2 separate regions of the Homo sapiens genome follow, and region 1 is linked to region 2. Evidence: read pairs that join two places in POLR2A ChIA-PET (ENCODE). Cell type or tissue: OCI-LY7. All regions are shown on one strand. Each heading gives the region's core, and the rest is flanking DNA. Links, peaks and the distances in the headings are about the cores only. Region 1 overlaps LOC101928911 (a long non-coding RNA gene). Region 2 overlaps LOC101928911 (a long non-coding RNA gene).

Region 1 (8,843 bases), core at 323-8,322, 110 kb after region 2:
CGAAGCTGTCCTCCAGTGCTGAGTCAGTTGCTGGGTGGGGGCCACAAGGCCAGATGAGCCAGTTTATTGATCTGGGTGGTGGCAGCTGATCCATCAAGTACAGAGTCTGCAAAATATCTCAAGCACTGATCTTAGGTTTTACAATAGTAATGTTATCCCCAGGAGCAATTTGGGGTGGTTCATAATCTTGCAGCCTTCAGCTGCTTGACTCCTAAAGTATAATTTCTAATCTTGTGGCTAATTTGTTAGTCCTGCAAAGGCAGTCTAGTCCCCTGGCTAGAAGGGGGTTTATTTCAGAAAGGGCTGTTATCTTTGTTTCAAAGATACGGCTGGGTGCAGTGGCTCACGTCTATAATCCCAGCACTTTGGGAAGCCGAGGTGGGTGGATCACGAGGTCAGGAGTTCAAGATCAGCCTGGCCAACATGGTGAAACGCTATCTCTACTAAAAATACAAAAATTAGCTGGGCGTGGTGGTGTGTGCCTGTAATCCCAGCTACTTGGGAGGCTAGGAATAAACAAGGACAGTTTGGAGGTTAAAAGCAAGATGGAGTCGGTTAGGTTAGATCTCTTTCACTGTCATAATTGTCTCAGGTATAATTTTTGCAAAGGTGGTTTCAGTTGGGCCTCTGATCCTGATCTCTTTCTCCTTGGTCTCTTCAGGCATCATCCTCTTTTACAATTGTTGGAAATCACAGCTTATAGCCTACCTTGGAGTTAAAAATATGTTTAATTTGATTAAATTTCAAGGTTTTCTTGCAAAAGGGAAGTGTTACATGTTACAGAAAAGAAAACATTTCATAAGAATTTTATTGAGCAAGTACCATGTACTGTGTACCATGAAAGGGACTTTGAGAAACAGGAAGGGACATACATTATGGTCTCTGCTTAGCAAGAACTGCTAATCATCCAGGAAACAAAAAATAGTACAGTGAGTAACAAGGCATTAATTCTAGGATATAAACCAGAAATTAGCTGAATTGAGGGGAGATACCTTTGTTAAGTATCCTTCCTGAAACTCTTCTTTGACAGCTTTCATTTGATAAAATCCAAAACTAAGACTGCATTTTGCTTAACCTTTCCAAGTTGGGTTATTTGATTTAAAAAAAAAAAGAAAGGAGAAAATTTTAAACTGTTGTTATCACTTTATCCTTTAACTTTAAAAAGAGTGCCCATTTTTTTTCAAATCTGAGAAATTGTACCCACATTTAATTTGCACTTAAAATCTTTTTTAGGATTAGAAATATTTATGTAATTCTTGCTCATTGTAAAAATGTTAACAACATTAACACATTTACAGTGAAGGCAAGTTTTTCTTCTGTGTACCTCAGACCTCCTTGAAGGCAACCACTGTTATCAGTGACTCCTCCACTTCCAGAGGTATTCTGTGAGCCTACATGCTGGGCATTTCATTATTTTTCTTCCAACTTCTTCCTCTCCATTTGTTAGACCAGTAGTGCTCAAGTGCTATTGTACAAACACTAGGGGAATTGCTTAGAAATGCAGATTTCCTAGTCCTTTTCCCAGAAATTCTGATTTTGTGGGCCTGGGTGAGTTCAAGGAGTCTGTATGAGTAACTGACCAGGTGATTCTGAAGCACACACCCTACTTGGAGATACTGTTTTAGAAAATAATTAGGGTCTCACTGCCCTGGGGATGAATCTGGTTGAGGTGTAGGAATCTCTCATAATGCCATGTCTATTTTTCGAGTCTTTGACCTTTACCGGGGCCACCTTCCCTTTGGTTTCCATGGTGACGCACGGAGGTCTTCCACATGTAATTAGTCTAAGGATCTTGATTCGTTCCATCGCCTCTCACTGACCGTTCGAGTGCTGCGCTGCAGTGTTATTAGCAAGGCTGAGAAAACTCAATTTGTTTTCTTTCTTCCTCCACTTATGTGATTATAGTTAACATCAGTTTTCTTATATCTCTGAGGAATAAGTAACGGTCGCGAAACTGCAGACTTTTGAGAGATGACAGTAACTTAGACATTGTTTCAGCCAGTCTTTAGATGGGAAAACTGAGTCCCAGAGAAATTAAGAAACTTGTCCAAGATAACAAAATAAATTAATGGCAGAGCTGACTAGAAACTTGGTTTACTAACTCTACATCTGGTGCTTTTTTTCTCATTTTGGTGGCAGCTAAAATCTCAGAGTCTCTGAAAATTATTCAAACAGTTCCTGTTCCCCAGTCCACCTGCCCCCTTGAAATACATCCTCGGTTCCCTGTTTCCCTAGACCTTTCCTGGGCCACACCAGCCCTGGTTGGTTGTCTTGCTCAGTGCAGTGACAGGGTGAATTATTTCTGCATTCTTGAATGTAGCAAAACTTATCTACTTGAACCTCAGGTCACCAAATATAAAGCAATTTTGAACTGAAGGGGTTGTGGATACTTTAAGTCTCTGTGGGAATACAGGAGCTCACAATTCTTATTCTCAGCTTCCTCAAACAAAGGCTCAAGGAACAGTCCTCATTACTTTTCAGAGGTTGGGGGAGGGTTAAGGTCAGGAAGAGGTTGCTGAGTTTACAGTCTCATCCTGTCTCCCTCCTCCTATTGACAAGTCATCAGGATGGTTTATAGATTACTGCCTTACTTTAAGGCCTGTTTGTTGATGTTTGCAGACATTTATCCAATCTCAAGAAACTCAAGGGACCTGATTTCAACTTCAAATTATATATTATCCATATTTGGGATGGAATGGGCAATTTTAATAGAGAAACCCTATCAATCAGGCCAGGGAATAAATAGGAGGGCTTTGATTTATATACTGTGTTGAAATCATCTATATTGATTTAAAATTTTTAAAGTTCCTATGAATGTAATATTTTAACCTGAATATGATTCTTAACAATCCCCTCTCCTCAAATTGTATTCTTCTATTTTTTTTAACCTTTGGTGAAATATTAACTTACTGTACCATGCATTGATAATGTCCCCAGAGGTTAGCCAGGAGAAATATCAGCGTGTCCTTGGAGAGCTTGTCTATCCTGATGAGAACAAAAATTCTAGGACAAAAAGGCTCAATTCCTGAAATAATTACAGTAACTTCAGAAAGGAAATTAAGTATCTATTGAAAGATACACTTAGTAGAATAGTGACTTTTCCTACACATTTAAAATTTAGATACTATATTCAGGAAAAGGGAATTTACCAGGGTTTTTGGATGCAAATGATGAGAAATTAGTTAGTATCTGCAAGCCTGTAAGTACAATATAGTTTTGTACTTATGTAATTAGAGCTGTTTGTGAATCACTCTAATGTCACGTCTGATAGCTATAGTCCTTCAAAGGGGTATTTACATTAAGCCTGATGATAGGTACAGGCATGGAGACAATGAAATTCATTTTATCTATTGTAACATGCAGCCAGTAAATTAGCTTCCCTTTAACTTATGCTACGAAATGATGCTATTTAGTTTATGTGCATTATTCTTGGACTTCTGCATTCCTGGGAAAAGGTTGTCAAAGGTTGTATTAGCTGTGCAGTGAGGCAGCACAGCATGTCCAGGCACATACTCAGGTTAAAACCCTGCTGTACACATCTGCTGTCATTACCCTTTGCATCTTTGCTGATAATTTTTAAGAACCAAAACTGTATGTTGCTATTTTTAGTCCACTTACTTTCTGTTGAGGGTGATGGTCATTATTCTGACATTTCGTGACATATATGTCCACCCCCTGCTCCCCTGCATCAAAATAGATATGTTTTCATACCTACCACACAATCCAGCTGGGCTCAATTTGCATTTAGTTCTCTGGGGAGAGTTAATAATTTTATTTTCAAAAGGTCACTTGCTGACACACAACCTATAAAATAGTTAGCTACCCAAGATTCTTTTCACTCATTCCTCAAATACTTGGTTTAGTTTGGTCTTTTTAATTCACTACTGAAAATCCATTGCCTCTAGGAATTTCAATATTGCATTACAGCATAACAAACTATCCAATATCACTAATGGCCTATTTAGGAATGAAATGCTTTTTTTTTTTCTGGTTTTAAGCAATTTCTAATTTTGAAGGGGATCAGGCACCATCTACAAGGATAGAGTTAATAGCTCCCTGAAGGGACACATCACTAGCCAGGTCATAAAAATCATGCATGCTTTGCTCTTTCAGCCATAAGGCAAGAGGAAAACAAATACGCCTATTTTCCCTCTGCATTACCTTTGTGGTCTGAGGATGTTTGAAAAATTACAGCCATTATATTATTATTATTATTGTTATTTTTTACAATGTTTCTGAAATATGCATTTTTATTCATGTTTATCTATTTATATCTGGTATTTATCTATTTATGTCCTTTCCTCAAGAATTTACTCTCTAAGATGTCTTCTTTCAAAATCATATCCAAAACAGAACGCAAGTGCTGGGATGAATATAATATATACCATTTGAGAATTTGCCAGGCGTAACTATTAACTGGAAGATTCAAGCAAAGAACTAGTTAGTAAGGGAAGAAATTACTCAACATATTTGTTTTGGCTGCTCACATCAATCAGATTTGTGAGATAATAGCTTTAATTCCTTGTGATGAAACACACCAATCCTTTTCTGTATTACAAATGTACCCCAGTTTGACTAAGACAAAAATCAATCTAAATGCAGTGCATTTGCTTTGTCATTGTAAATGGTGCTTGGGTAATGAGCCCCTCAGGGATGGACGGGAGAGAACAGAGCAGTAGAGGAGGAAACAGGAGTGGGTGGGCTAAGGGCAAGGTTTATGATCCAACCTAGAAATCAGGAGGGAAGACATTGGGAAAACATTTCAGTATTCGAAGAGAGGGCCAGACAGTGAGGTGAAGAAGACCCAACAGAACTGGACTTAAGGTGGGGAGGGGGAAAGATGTCATAAAGGTGTTTAGGATGCTCCCCCTATGGGGCTGCAGGCACAGGGAGAGGTGTGTATCGTTAAGTGGCTGCAGGGAAGCACCTTGGATTCAAATCCAAGGTCTTCACCTGAAACCTAAGCAGATTTGGAAAGAACTTAATTGTTCTTAAGAGGAAAGGAGCTAGTGTTTTTTGAGCTCTTCCAAATGGGCCTGGCCTTCCACAGATGTCATCTCATTTAATTCCGCACAGCATCCCTATGAAGTAAATTACAATAATAATAGCTAACATCCTTTACACGCTTAGTATGTGCCTGGCACAGCACACTAAGTGCTCGTTTTGCATTGCCTCTTCCTAACAGCCCTTTCTAATTGAGGAAACAGATTTGAAGATGGGGGTAATTTACTCAAGGAATTTAAATCCAAATATGTTTGGATCCAGGAGCTGGAATTGACATCCAAATATGTTTGATCCAAAGCCTAGACTTTCTGGTATACCATGATGCTTCCTCAGTGAGTGTAAAAACCAATGGAGATGGATAGAGAGCCAGGTTATGTGTCAGTTTGTGACAAGTTGTAGCTGGTGGGTAAGCTGAGTACCTGCCCTTTACTTGGATAGGCCACGCCTTTTTCTAAATGCCTCACAATGAAGTCAAGGTTATGGTCAAAAGAAGTTTTTAAGGTGAGGATTTCCATGATTTATGCAGGAGCAAGAACAAGGAGTGGAAATATAGCCAGGGCCCATCCCTATGTTACCATCTAATGGTAAATAACCAAACACACAAAAACAAAAGACTCCAGACCCCCAAGTCTTTGAGCAGTAGTGAAAGGAATCTCAGGAGAATATGGGAAGGCTTGATCGGATGGTACTTTGGAAACTGTTATTTCATTCAGCATCCCACACTGCCTCTGGGCTTCACGACGGCCACTTAAAGAGGAGACAATTCTGCTTTGTAACTGTCGCCAAATGTGAGGAGAGGAGGGCTTCCTGGAGAATGTCTTTCTCTTGAACTCGAAGGTGGATCTGCTCTCCCCATAGCCTCCACAGGCTACTGCAGCAGTATTTCCTCCCCCAAGGGGAGGAAAGGTCAAAGAAGCCAAAAATGGGGGGATCAGTAGCTATAGCAACACAGTCCTCTTCCCCACACCATAGATGCCTGTGGGATTAAGAAAAACTTTCATCACTGGATTTTCTTGGCTTCTGATGATCCAGGATGTGGTTGTGGTGTGTCTGAGTGTGATTATTTTGAAATTTGAGGTTTAGAACCAGTTACCACCAAGAATGCTCAGTGGGTGGCATTGCCTGTGCTCTTTCAGACATAAATGGGAGATGTGAGCTCAGAAAGAAGCTTTTGTATCTAAAATGTATTTTTATGATTAAATTATAATTTTTATAAATGAACCTTAGTATCATTAAGCTATATTATCTCATGGCTTTCAGCTAGAATTTTGTGATGTGCTATTAAACAAAAAGCAACCCATACATGAAGTCTATAAAATGAACTTGCTAAATTCTGAACTTCAAACAACTTTCTTCTCTTCAAAATGCCCCAATCTTCATGCTATACTTTTAATTTATGATAAAGACTTTATTATCTTTTATGGTGGAAAAAAGAGGGTAGCATATGAGTTAAGACTTCTGGTTATCTGAGCTTCAAGTCAAGTTAATTCCCCAAACTTCCAGCTGTACCTGATACCCTGTCTGCTACATGAGGCACAAAACTACAAGTGCCCCCTAAGGAATTTAAATGTAAGGAGTTTCAACAACTCCTGAGGAGAGACAGCATAAGAAGAGGACGTAAAAACCATATCCCATTTCAAAGTGAATTTTCAAAACCCAAAACACTCTAAAACACATCCTGAAACCAGGTAAGAAAATAAAGTTTCAATTCAGAAATAATTAAGATTGAAAATAAACTTGTCCTGGTTAAAGCAAATGACTGGGTTGGCAGAGGAGGGGAATGAACAGCTGTCCAGCTGTTACAGGTGTTTAGGAAAATGCGACACAGTAGGACTATGCCCTTGAAGCTGGGCTAGACTCTAGGTTCTTAAGTAGAGTGTCTCCTGTGGCATAATTTTTTGATTAGGGTTCAAAAATGGAGCAAAAATTTATTTTGGAGGACAAAAGAAAAACCCGCCTCTAGAATTATCCACGTGGTAAAATGTCAGATATGATGGACAAGAACAGGAATTTTCTGTTTTGCCACTTTCAGAGTTAATTTTCTTCTTCTTTTGAAATCAGGAGGAATTACAAAAACCTTTTATATCAGATTTGCAAATACCAATAAATTGCCCACCCCTACTTCTGTCTTTATCAGCTTGCCCTTTTGACAGGCAGCACACAGTAAAATGAATAAATTCAGCACATTTTCCTGTTCACCAAGCATAAATTATTACTAACTGTGGTGAGAGGCTATTTGAAAAGCTGTTTTATTTGAGAGAGGAGCCTTCTTTTATCTACAGATGATTCTGTTTGAAATCAAAGTAGATATTGTCTTATCTTTGCGACCTCAGGAAACTGAACTATGATGACGTATTTCCATTCTAAAGAGGGCAATGAGAGGATGCAGGCATAAGCTGAATAAACTTGACTAATCTATTCCTGTTCTTGGTTCAGATTCCCAGTCTTTGAAATACTAGGAGAATTACCATAGCATTAGTATGTGATACGACACCATTGCATGTTATCTGGATTGTGTTATAACTGGCAGGCTTCAGCTCTGGGTGGAGGGATTGGACTTAGGGGTGAACTCAGAAATCCCTTCCAAGTGAAATGCATTATGTGTCTCTCATACCATGGCCCTTTAGTAATGGGCTGTTGCTCTGTAATTTTTGCTGGTCTTTCAGCTTTCATGCATTAAGTCATGATTTCCGTCAAAGAAGCTCTATGATTCTCACACCTGAAAGGATTGTAGCAATTTGATGAAGTATCAGTTTGAAGTAACACTGACAAAAATGTATATCTATCAAATGATTATAGCTTTTATTCAATGACAAACAGCATGGAAATTCATAAATAGTTTTTATGCAGTAGCACATTTATTCAGTCCTCATTTCATTTGATGCCTGTCTTCTGCCTAGTGCTTTCAACATAATAAATTGGGCGTTGAACCATGAAGCTGGCATTTAGCATTAACATGTCATATTGTACCGCTTACCATTTTGCTATTTCCTTGATTGATTTTTCTTTCTATTTATTTTTTATTTCAGAAGAGTGCAATGATTTCAGGATCAATGATTTCTGAAAATGAACATTTTTAATAAAGCAGCTCTGGACTGTGATTCCTAACTATTGGGGCATTGGCATTAAAGAAAAGAGATTGGACATTTTGAACCTTGTGTGGTAAGGCAAAAAATAACACTGAATCGAAGTGTCTTGGCTCTGAGCAGGGCTGACTCATAACCTTGGCTCTCCAATTCAGAAGGAAGCAGTGTTTTGGGGGGACTGAATCACCGGCCCAGGCGGCACGTGCGTGAGGTTGAGCAGTGAGACCAACTGCTCGACAAGCCATGTTGGTTGTTCTCTCAGTGAAGTGAAAAGCATGTGAAAATTGCTCATCCTCACACGTTAGGTCTTAAAATAGCCTGCGCTGTTGATCCATTTATGAGAAATATGCCACCAGTTTTCTTAGCTCACCTGGGTGAAAGTTCAAATGACCAAAAACCCTGTGTGGTAGAAACACATTTGAAATATAAAACTTTAGGGTCAACTTTGACTGCTCTTCCTTTCCTGCCAGGAAATAATTTCTTCAGTCACCCCCATTTTTGCCCTGAATGCCTCTTATGGAAGTGACACCATGACTCTTGTTACCTCTCACCTCATCAATGCCATGGCCATTAAAGGGCATGAAGGGGTTAGGATTCCTCAGTTGCAAGCAACAGAAACCAATTCTAGGTAATAAAATGGAATTACTGGGAGGACACAGAATCAGCAGGAGGATGGACAGTTGGGCTTGCAAATAGGTAGGAACAGGGCACCTCTGGAAGGCCAGGAAGCAGGAAGCATAGCATCTGCTTCAC
Region 2 (8,394 bases), core at 1-8,000:
CTTTGGGAGGCCGAGGTGGGCGGATTGCCTGAGCTCAGGGTTTTGAGACCAGCCTGAGCAACATGGTGAAACCCCCTCTCTACTAAAAGACAAGAGAAACTAGCCGGGCATGGCGGCGTGTGCCTGTAGTCCCAGCTACTCAGGAGGCTGAGGCAGGAGAATTACTTGAAACCGGGAGGCGGAGGTTGCAGTGAGCCGAGATCGCACCACTGCACCACTCCAGCCTGGGCAACAGAGCGAGACTCCGTCTCTAAAAAAAAAAGAAAGTACAAACCACAGCCTGACTCTGAGAATAACTGGGAGGAATCCCCTGCTGTCACACACTGGGAATCAGAGCGGCACATCCTGCCCTTGCAGGGCCCTGAGGCTCTAAAAGCAACATGTTCCAATTGGAAGCATATATTCTGCAAGGGTTTGTCTCCAGGCAGCGCTACAGCCTCCTCTTCTGGCACCATAGAGACTGTTGCTTCTGTCAGGATTTCTGGCACCAGCAAAAGTGAAAGGGAACAGGACCAACTACGCTTCCCTGAGCAAGGTGGATCTTCTGGGCAGCACCTTGGTGAGAATACACACCACTGAGCAGCCTAGACTGGTGCTGATTAGGTGAAGGGTGGGCGGCCAGAAGGACAGATTTTCATGTGTGTGTGTGTGTGTGTGTGTGTGTGTGTGAGTGAGAAACATAACTCAATGCTTCATCTCCCCTGCCTACATTACATTCACACTTTGTGAATCTGACAGCCTGTGGGTTTGGGCTGTATTTGCAGCTTTATTAGGCATTGCAGCAACTGAACAGGCTTTTCTTCTTCTTCCTTTTTTTTTTTTTTCTTTGAAACTACAGTTTCCCCTAGCTTGTGTTAAAATTCTCAGACTTTTCTTTTTTTAACCCCCTCCCCTTTTTAAAAGTTGTGAAATATGGTAGAGTGACTGAAAAGATTAGAGAATAAATGTACAGCAGAATGAAGGGAACACCCTGATGACTATCATTCTGATCAAGAATAGAGCATCTCTAGCTCCCAGAACACATCCCTCCTCCATACACCCCTTCCCTGTCACACCCCCACTCTGCCCCGATTTTACTTTTTCTTCCATTTAAAGATGTGTATGTATGTATGTATTTATTTATATTTATTATTATTTTTTTAAAGTGGAGATTCGCTTTTTGCCCAGGCTGGAGTGCAATGGCATGATCTCGACTCACTGCAACCTCCACCTCCTGGGTCCAAATGATTCTTCTCCCTCAGCCTCCTGAGTAGCTGGGTTTACAGGCACGCACCACCATGTCCGGCTAATTTTGTATTTTTGGTAGAGATGGGGTTTCACCATGTTGGCCAGGCTGGTCTCGAAGTCCTGACCTCAGGTGATCCACCCCCCTCAGCCTCCCAAAGTGCTGGGATTACAGTCATGAGCCACTGTGCCCGGCCTTGAATTTTTTATACAGTTAAAATGCATGTCCATTTTTGGGAAAAAATACATAAAATACAGACTATTGATGAAAAATATATCACCCATGATTTTTCCTTGCCCAGGGTCATGTTAACATTTTGTGAAATATCCTACAACACATTTAAATATGTATTTATGCTTTCTATAATTAAAAATGGACCACATGAGAAATGTTTTCAATAATATTTGGTGAAAATATTTGCATCTCCATATAGCTCTGCTGCAAGGTATTTGGTAAGATCCAAATATCTGGGTGTGCTACTAGAAACCATTTTTATAAATAATGTTGAAATGAACAGGTTTGTGTATAGATCTTGAAGTACCCAGCTGATAACTTCCTTGAGATCAAAAGGAAATTCGTGGATCAACCAGCGTGCATTTTTATAAGACATTTAATTCACATTGCCAACTTGCTGTATGAGCCCATTTATATAAATTTCAAAACACTCAAGGCTAAATTACAGTGTTTCTAGGTGAATAGTTAGGTTACAAAAGTAATGGAAATGATGTACCAATTCACCCTCCCACTAGAATTGTACAAGAATGCCTCTTTTCCTACATCTTTGCTAACATTGGGTATCATTAATTTTTTTTCACAGAAAGTCTTTTAGTTTCTTCTGAAGGAGTGAAGCCCTTGTCCTCCCTGATTTTAATGTAATTGTTTCTTTGCTTCTCTTTTATGCTTTTGCTGCCTAACTATTCACCCTAGAAACATTATAATTTAGTCTTGCATGTTTTTAAATTTATATAAATGAGATTATGTAGCATTTATTATTTTACTCCTGGCTTCTTTCATCCATTATTATGCCTGTTAAATACATCTATGTGGTCACATGGAGCTGTGTCATGTCCATTTTCATGGATATATATTATTCCATTGTTAGAACACCCAGCAATGTATTCATTCTATTGTTGCTGGACATTTTAGCTGTTTCTAGCTTTTGACTCCTATCAAGAATGCTGCTGAGAACCTTCTTATACAGGTTTCCTGTGCACAAGCTTTTTTTAAAAGGACAGCTGTGATTCCACTTTATGTCACTGGGAACTGGAGCCTTTTGGTAACAATGAGATGCAGGGATCTAACTGTGTATTCAGGATGCTGCTCTAGCCCATTTCCTGCTTGCCACGGGGTATGTGGATGGGGCTGGAGGTCATTCTTATTAAAATTCTTCCTAAAAATCAAGGCAGAAAGAAGCAAGAACTTTCTGGGCAAGATAAAGGGGACAACTTGAAAGGGTACTGAACTGGAGATCAAAGAGCCCTTCATGCTGCTGGCTTTTGATGTTAGCATTAACTGCACACACTGTGGTCATTAATTAACTTGTGTTCAGAGCTTGCTGCATTCCCCCACCTACTGTCTCCTAATCAGCAACCCTCCACTCAAGGCCAACATCATCATTATCAAGTTCTGGGACTTGATGTGAGGGTGCCTTTGGCTGCTGTGGGCACTCGGTGCTGCTGGAACAGCCCTGGGGAAGAGCTTTGAAGCACACTTACAGAGGCTGTAAAATCTGAGAAAGTTGGGACCAGAAGTCCTGCCTGCTGGATCATGACAGGCAGACTCCATGGCTTTTACAGGCTTGTTGGAGAAAGTGGAGTTTCGATGAAACATAAGTGGTGCTTGTTTTCATTCCATGTAGCTAGTAAGCAGGGCATGTTCAGGGAAGAATCCCGTTCTTCTACTCATACTCCCTTTTGTCTTCCTCGGCTCCATGCCTCTTGTTTTAGAAATTAATTTATCTATGTAGCTCTGAGGAATAGAAATTAATTTGTTTTAGAAATTAATTTATCTATGTAGCTCTGAGGAATAGATATACATATCCCTCTAATGAGCCTTTGACAGAGGTGCCAATACAGCCCTAAAGGCAACAAGGGAAAACAGAGGACTGAGAAGTGGGAAAAGGAAACATGGAGAAAATGGGTGTCTACAGGTAACACTAATCTATGGTGATAGAGGCGAGATGAGTGGCATCAAATGGGAAGGGACACAAGGGAACGTTTTGGGGGAGTCAGAATATTTTAAATCTTGATCTCGGTGGTGGTTATGCGCATAAATTCATCAAGTGCACACTTAGATCTTTGCACTTTACTAAATGTAAGTTATACATAAAAAATGAAGTCTGCCAGGGAGTTTCGCTTTCACTGGCCATCTGTGCTTTACCATCAACTTCCTCCTTTATACTACAGGTGTTATATATATTCCATATACACATGATTTAAACCCCTCAATTATGATGCTATAATTTTTACTTTCAACAGTGATACGTATTTTAGAGAAAAATAATAAATATTGTTTTTTATATTTACCCATCTAGTTACCATTTGTAAAGAATGTTTTGGGAAATCCAAATTTCCATCTGCTATCATTTCCTGTTAGCCTGAAAAACTTTCTTAAGCATTTCTTGTGGTGCAGACAGCAAACATTGTTAGTTTTCATTTATAAGAAAACGTCTTTATTCTGCCTTCAGTCTTGAAGGATATTTTTACTAGATATAGAATCCTAGCTCTAGGTTTTACCATTTTTCCTTTTGCACCTTAAAAATATTTTACTCTTGGCCGGACACAGTGGCTCACACCTGTAATTCTAGCACTTTGGGAGGCAGAGGCGGGCAGATCACCTGAGGTCAGGTGTTTGAGACCAGCCTGGCCAACACGGTGAAATCCTGTCTCTACTAAAAATACAAAATTAGCTGGGCGTGGTGGTGTGTGCCTGTAATCCCAGCTATTCAGGAGGCTGAGGCAGGAGAATCACTTGAACCTGGGAGGTGGAGGTTGCAGTGAGCCGAGATCAAGCCATTGCACCCCAGGCTGGGTGACAAGAGCGAAACTCTGTCTCAAAAAAAAAAAAATTTTTTTTTTACTCTCTTCTGGCTTCTTTTTTTTTTTTTTCCTAATGAGAAATCAGCTATCATCTGTATTGTTTTCCTGTATATAATGAGTGCTTTACTCTGATGCTTCCAAGATTTTTTTTTTTGTCTTTGGGTTTCAACAGTTTGGGTAAGATGTACATAGGTATAGTTTTCTTTGTATTTATCCTGCTTGGGGTTTACTGAATCTTTAAATGTATGTCCTTTAGCAAGTTTGGTAATCTTCCTCTCATTATTTCTTCAGAAATTTTTTGTGTCCCATTCCTTCTCTTTTCTCTTCCTCTGGGACTATAATTACGTGTATGTTATACATGTTATTCTTTGCTTTCTCACAAGTCCTGGAGGCTCTCCTCTTTTTCAATTTTTTTTCTGTTTTTATTTATATTTTTAATTTATTTCTGAGACAGAGTTTCATTCTTGTTGCCCAGGCTGGAGTCTAGTGGCACAATCTCGGCTGACTGCAACCTCCGCCTCCCGGGTTCAAGCGATTCTCCTGTCTCAGCCTCCAGAGTAGCTGGAATTACAGGCACTCACCACCATGCCCGGCTAATTTTGTATTTTTAGCAGAGACGGGGTTTCACCATGTTGGCCAGGCTGGTCTTGAACTCCTGACCACAGGTGATCTGCCCGCCTCGGCCTCCCAAAGTGTTGGGATTACAGGCATGAGCCACCACCCCCAGACTTTTCTGTTTTTAGATTGGGTAATTCTTTTGATCTATCTTCACATTTACTGACCCTTTCCTTTGTCATTTCCAATTCATTGTTAAGCCCATCAGTGAGTTTTTAAAATTGCAGATATTATATTTTGTAATTCTAGTATTTTCATTTGGTTCTTTTCTATTTCTCTGTTGTGATTTTCTTTCTGCTCATTTGTTATGAGTATATTTCCTTTATATATTTGAGCGTAATTATAATGGCTGTTTTAAAACTTTTGTTTCTTAATTCCAACATATAAATCATCTTAGGAGTCTCCATTGATTGTCATTTTTCTTGTATATGAGTCATATTTTCCCATTTTTTCTTATGTCTTGTAATTTTGGATCATGTTGTGCATATTGTGAATGATATAGAGACTCTGCATTCTCTTATGTTACTCTAAAGAGTATTGATTTTGTGTTTTAGCAGGCAATTAACCTAGTTGATTTCAGTTTCTAAATTCTTTTCCTCTGTGGTGTGGCAACTGAAATCTGTTTAGTTCTTTTAGCTCGAGCTAGATTTCTTGGTATCTATCCAACATATGTATATTTTAGAGGCTGGCCAGAGATTTGGGCAGAGTTTATATGTAGAATTTGAGTCTCCCTTCTGCGGCTATTTCCTTTCCACTATTTCTCCTTTCACTTCTCTGCTGTTATTGCTTTGAATTTTGTCTTCCGATTTCTTAGCTAGCAAGGTTTCTGTGCAAGTTTTAGCCACCTTTTGGTGGGACCAATTGGGAGTACTCTCAGACAAAGAAATAGAAAAAATTGGCAAATATCCAGTGGGTTTTTTGTTTGTTTGTTGGTTTGTTTTTTGTTTTTGTTTTTTTTTTCAGACAGAGTCTCACCCTGTTGCCCAGGCTGGAAGCACAGTGGCATGATCATAGCTCTATGTAATCTTCAACTCCTGGGCTCAAGTGATCCTCCTGCCTCAGCCTCCCAAGTAGCTAGGACTACAGGTACATGCCACCATGCCTGGATAATATTTTTATTTTTATATATTTTTTGGAGAGATGGGGTCTTTCTACGTTTCCCAGGCTGGTCTCAAAATTCTGACCTCAAGCCATCCTAGTGTCTTGGCCTTCCAATGCACTGGGGTTATAAGCACATTGAGCCTGGCCATCCTTCTCTAAATATTGACCACCTCTAGTTTTGCCTGCTTTTAGACACTCTCAAATGGCTTCAGATTTGTGTGTGTGTGTGTGTGTGTGTGTGTGTGTGTGTGTTTTCCAGGGTTTATAATTGTTACTTTGGGAGGATTGGTGTAATATGAGCTACTCTGCCATTTCTAGAAATGGAAACTTATCATCTAATCTTGTCCAGTGATCTTACGGCTTGCTTTTTAAATTTGTTTTGTTAAAATAATATGGTAAAGCCACTGATAAGAAATACATCAGGAGTACTTCTAGTGTTCAAAAAATAGTTCATAGTAATGATAACATAATTATTTTAAAATCATGATTGTAAAAAATGTGTTCTAGTTACAAGGATCTACGGATAATGTTTCTTTGCAAATTGGATAGTTTCTACAGACAAGAAGCTTAAAAATAACTAAAACATTTTAATAAACTTTTTCTAGTTATTTTTTCTATTTCCACAGAAAAATGAAAACTCTTCTTATTTTGCCCATTTCTAAACTTCATCCTCCAGAATCCTCCTTATATTAATTTGTTCAAAGTGTGGGTGCTGAAGTAGATTATAAAGTTTGTAGAAACTGTGGCAAAAGAGTAGAGTTGAGTGGAAAAAATAGAGAATTTTCATTACTTTATGACATGATCTTGGAAGGATTCTCCTTGTCTTTATTTTTGGTGCAGACCAGAAATAAAATGTTTAAGAATTTTTAAAAAATCCCATTCTCTCTTTCTCCACATTATACAACACCATCCTGTAGAAACTGTAATGTTTCTTGTGGTCAATTTATCATTCCATTTGATTGATTAGTATTTAGGTCCTCATGGAACACTAGGGTTAGTGCTATCGTTGGGAAGCAGGGAAAGAAGATGCTGAAATACTTCATGGTTCTGCTCAGTAATGAATCCTGATGTGCTAAGGGTCCCCAACTTTTTCTGTATTTTAAAATATATAAAATGAGCAGAGTCCTGGTGTTTTAACTGTGGCCAAACTTGCTTGGGTGACAAAGATTTGTGGCCAACTCTAGACCTATATCCTGCCAAATCACTGACCCAGGAGAAGCTACAAGTTGTGGACTTCCCATTGTGAAAATCATCTAACAAAAATGTGAATCTTTTGCCTTTATGAAAAAGATAAAAATCATAAATAAACATTTTATTATTTGAGCTACACATGAACGTTTTAATTGGCTTATCAGTGTGTACTTTGTTAGGCTGCTGATTACAATTTTTTTCAAAATGTTGTTCTGATTTATATAATTTTGGATTGATGTTTTGTTGCATTCTCTCAGTAAAGTTAAGCAAAGGTACTGGATTTTAGTTGTTTATTTTAAATATTTTAGAGTCGTGAGGAATTTAAATATTTCCTATGAAGCTTATGGGAAAGAGCTTTAGAGTGAGAAATAACTGAAGAAAAAAATAGTCTTCAAATTGAGTGATCACAACTTGCCAAATACCTGGGTTATTTCCTGGCTCTTTATCATGGCTTGTTAGGACTCAGACGCTTGATCAAGCTTTGGCAGGATATAGAGGCAGTAGGATCTGTGTAAAACTTACTGTGGCCACATAAGATGATGTCTTCTCTTTCCGCCTTCTCACTTACGCAAACATATTGCCTCTTATAAAAGACTTGTTATATGTGGCCACCCAGCATGTGCTTTAAGGAAATGCTTTTTGGTTTCATTTTATAAGAATATACTGGCATTGGATAAAGAAAATTAAATAGCTTATGTATTTTGTATTCTCAGCAAAATATATGAAATGAGGGTAAAGATAGTCATAGGTAAGCCAGAGAGCAGTGGTCAGGGTTCCATTTTCTCGAATACTTCTTATTTTATGTGAGAATTGATGGGACCTCCAGGGCTACACAAGAAATTTTAATCCATGTCTTGATGATTTCCTCATTTTCTGTCAATTTGGAACAGACAAAGATGAAATTTAATAGCATAGAACTGGATTTATTAGTAACCAATTAGAAAGCTTTTTTTTTTTTTTTTTTTTTTACCAAAAGGGAAATTTCACTTAAGGCTTCAAGAAACAAATCTTTAAGGAACAAAATAAAAGTTTGGGAATGGGCCAAGTGCGATGGCTCACGCCTGTAATCCCAGCACTTTGGGAGACCAAGGCGGGCGAATCACCTGAGGTCAGGCATTCGAGACCAGCCTGGCCAACATATAGTGAAACCCCATCTCTACTAAAAAATACAAAAAGAGCTGGGCGTGGTGGCTCACACCTGTAGTCTCAGCTACTTGGGAAGCT

Evidence for each region. ChIA-PET counts read pairs that join two places held together with the same protein. Peaks named below come from ENCODE experiments on the same cell type or tissue, not always from the same donor. Only the 100,000 strongest peaks of a DNase experiment are listed, where the experiment ranks them.
Region 1: POLR2A ChIA-PET joins it to region 2 with 27 read pairs; 3 of 35 experiments call an interaction of 5 or more read pairs at or near these places.

Annotation. Positions count from the first base shown.
Region 1 is chr6:87,901,749-87,910,591 of GRCh38, forward strand. It overlaps LOC101928911 (a long non-coding RNA gene), which reads left to right. Exons shown (of 5, transcript NR_110869.1): 3 at 8,034-8,166. Among named protein-coding and RNA genes, the nearest start is that of SPACA1, 140 kb to the right of the region's middle. RefSeq lists enhancers at 3,456-3,705, 5,790-5,839. In OCI-LY7, for the core only: no CTCF peak of the experiment used is centred there; DNase peaks (open chromatin) are centred at 3,653, 4,053, 6,063, 6,823 and 3 weaker places; H3K4me3 peaks cover 3,109 bases; H3K27ac peaks cover 7,752 bases.
Region 2 is chr6:87,796,272-87,804,665 of GRCh38, forward strand. The region is part of intron 2 of LOC101928911 (a long non-coding RNA gene); the gene reads left to right. Among named protein-coding and RNA genes, the nearest start is that of AKIRIN2, 98 kb to the left of the region's middle. RefSeq lists enhancers at 1-101, 102-601, 556-655, 2,453-2,954, 3,593-3,662. In OCI-LY7, for the core only: CTCF peaks have their summits at 461 and 664; DNase peaks (open chromatin) are centred at 470, 710, 2,760, 3,580 and 3 weaker places; H3K4me3 peaks cover 6,913 bases; H3K27ac peaks cover 6,343 bases.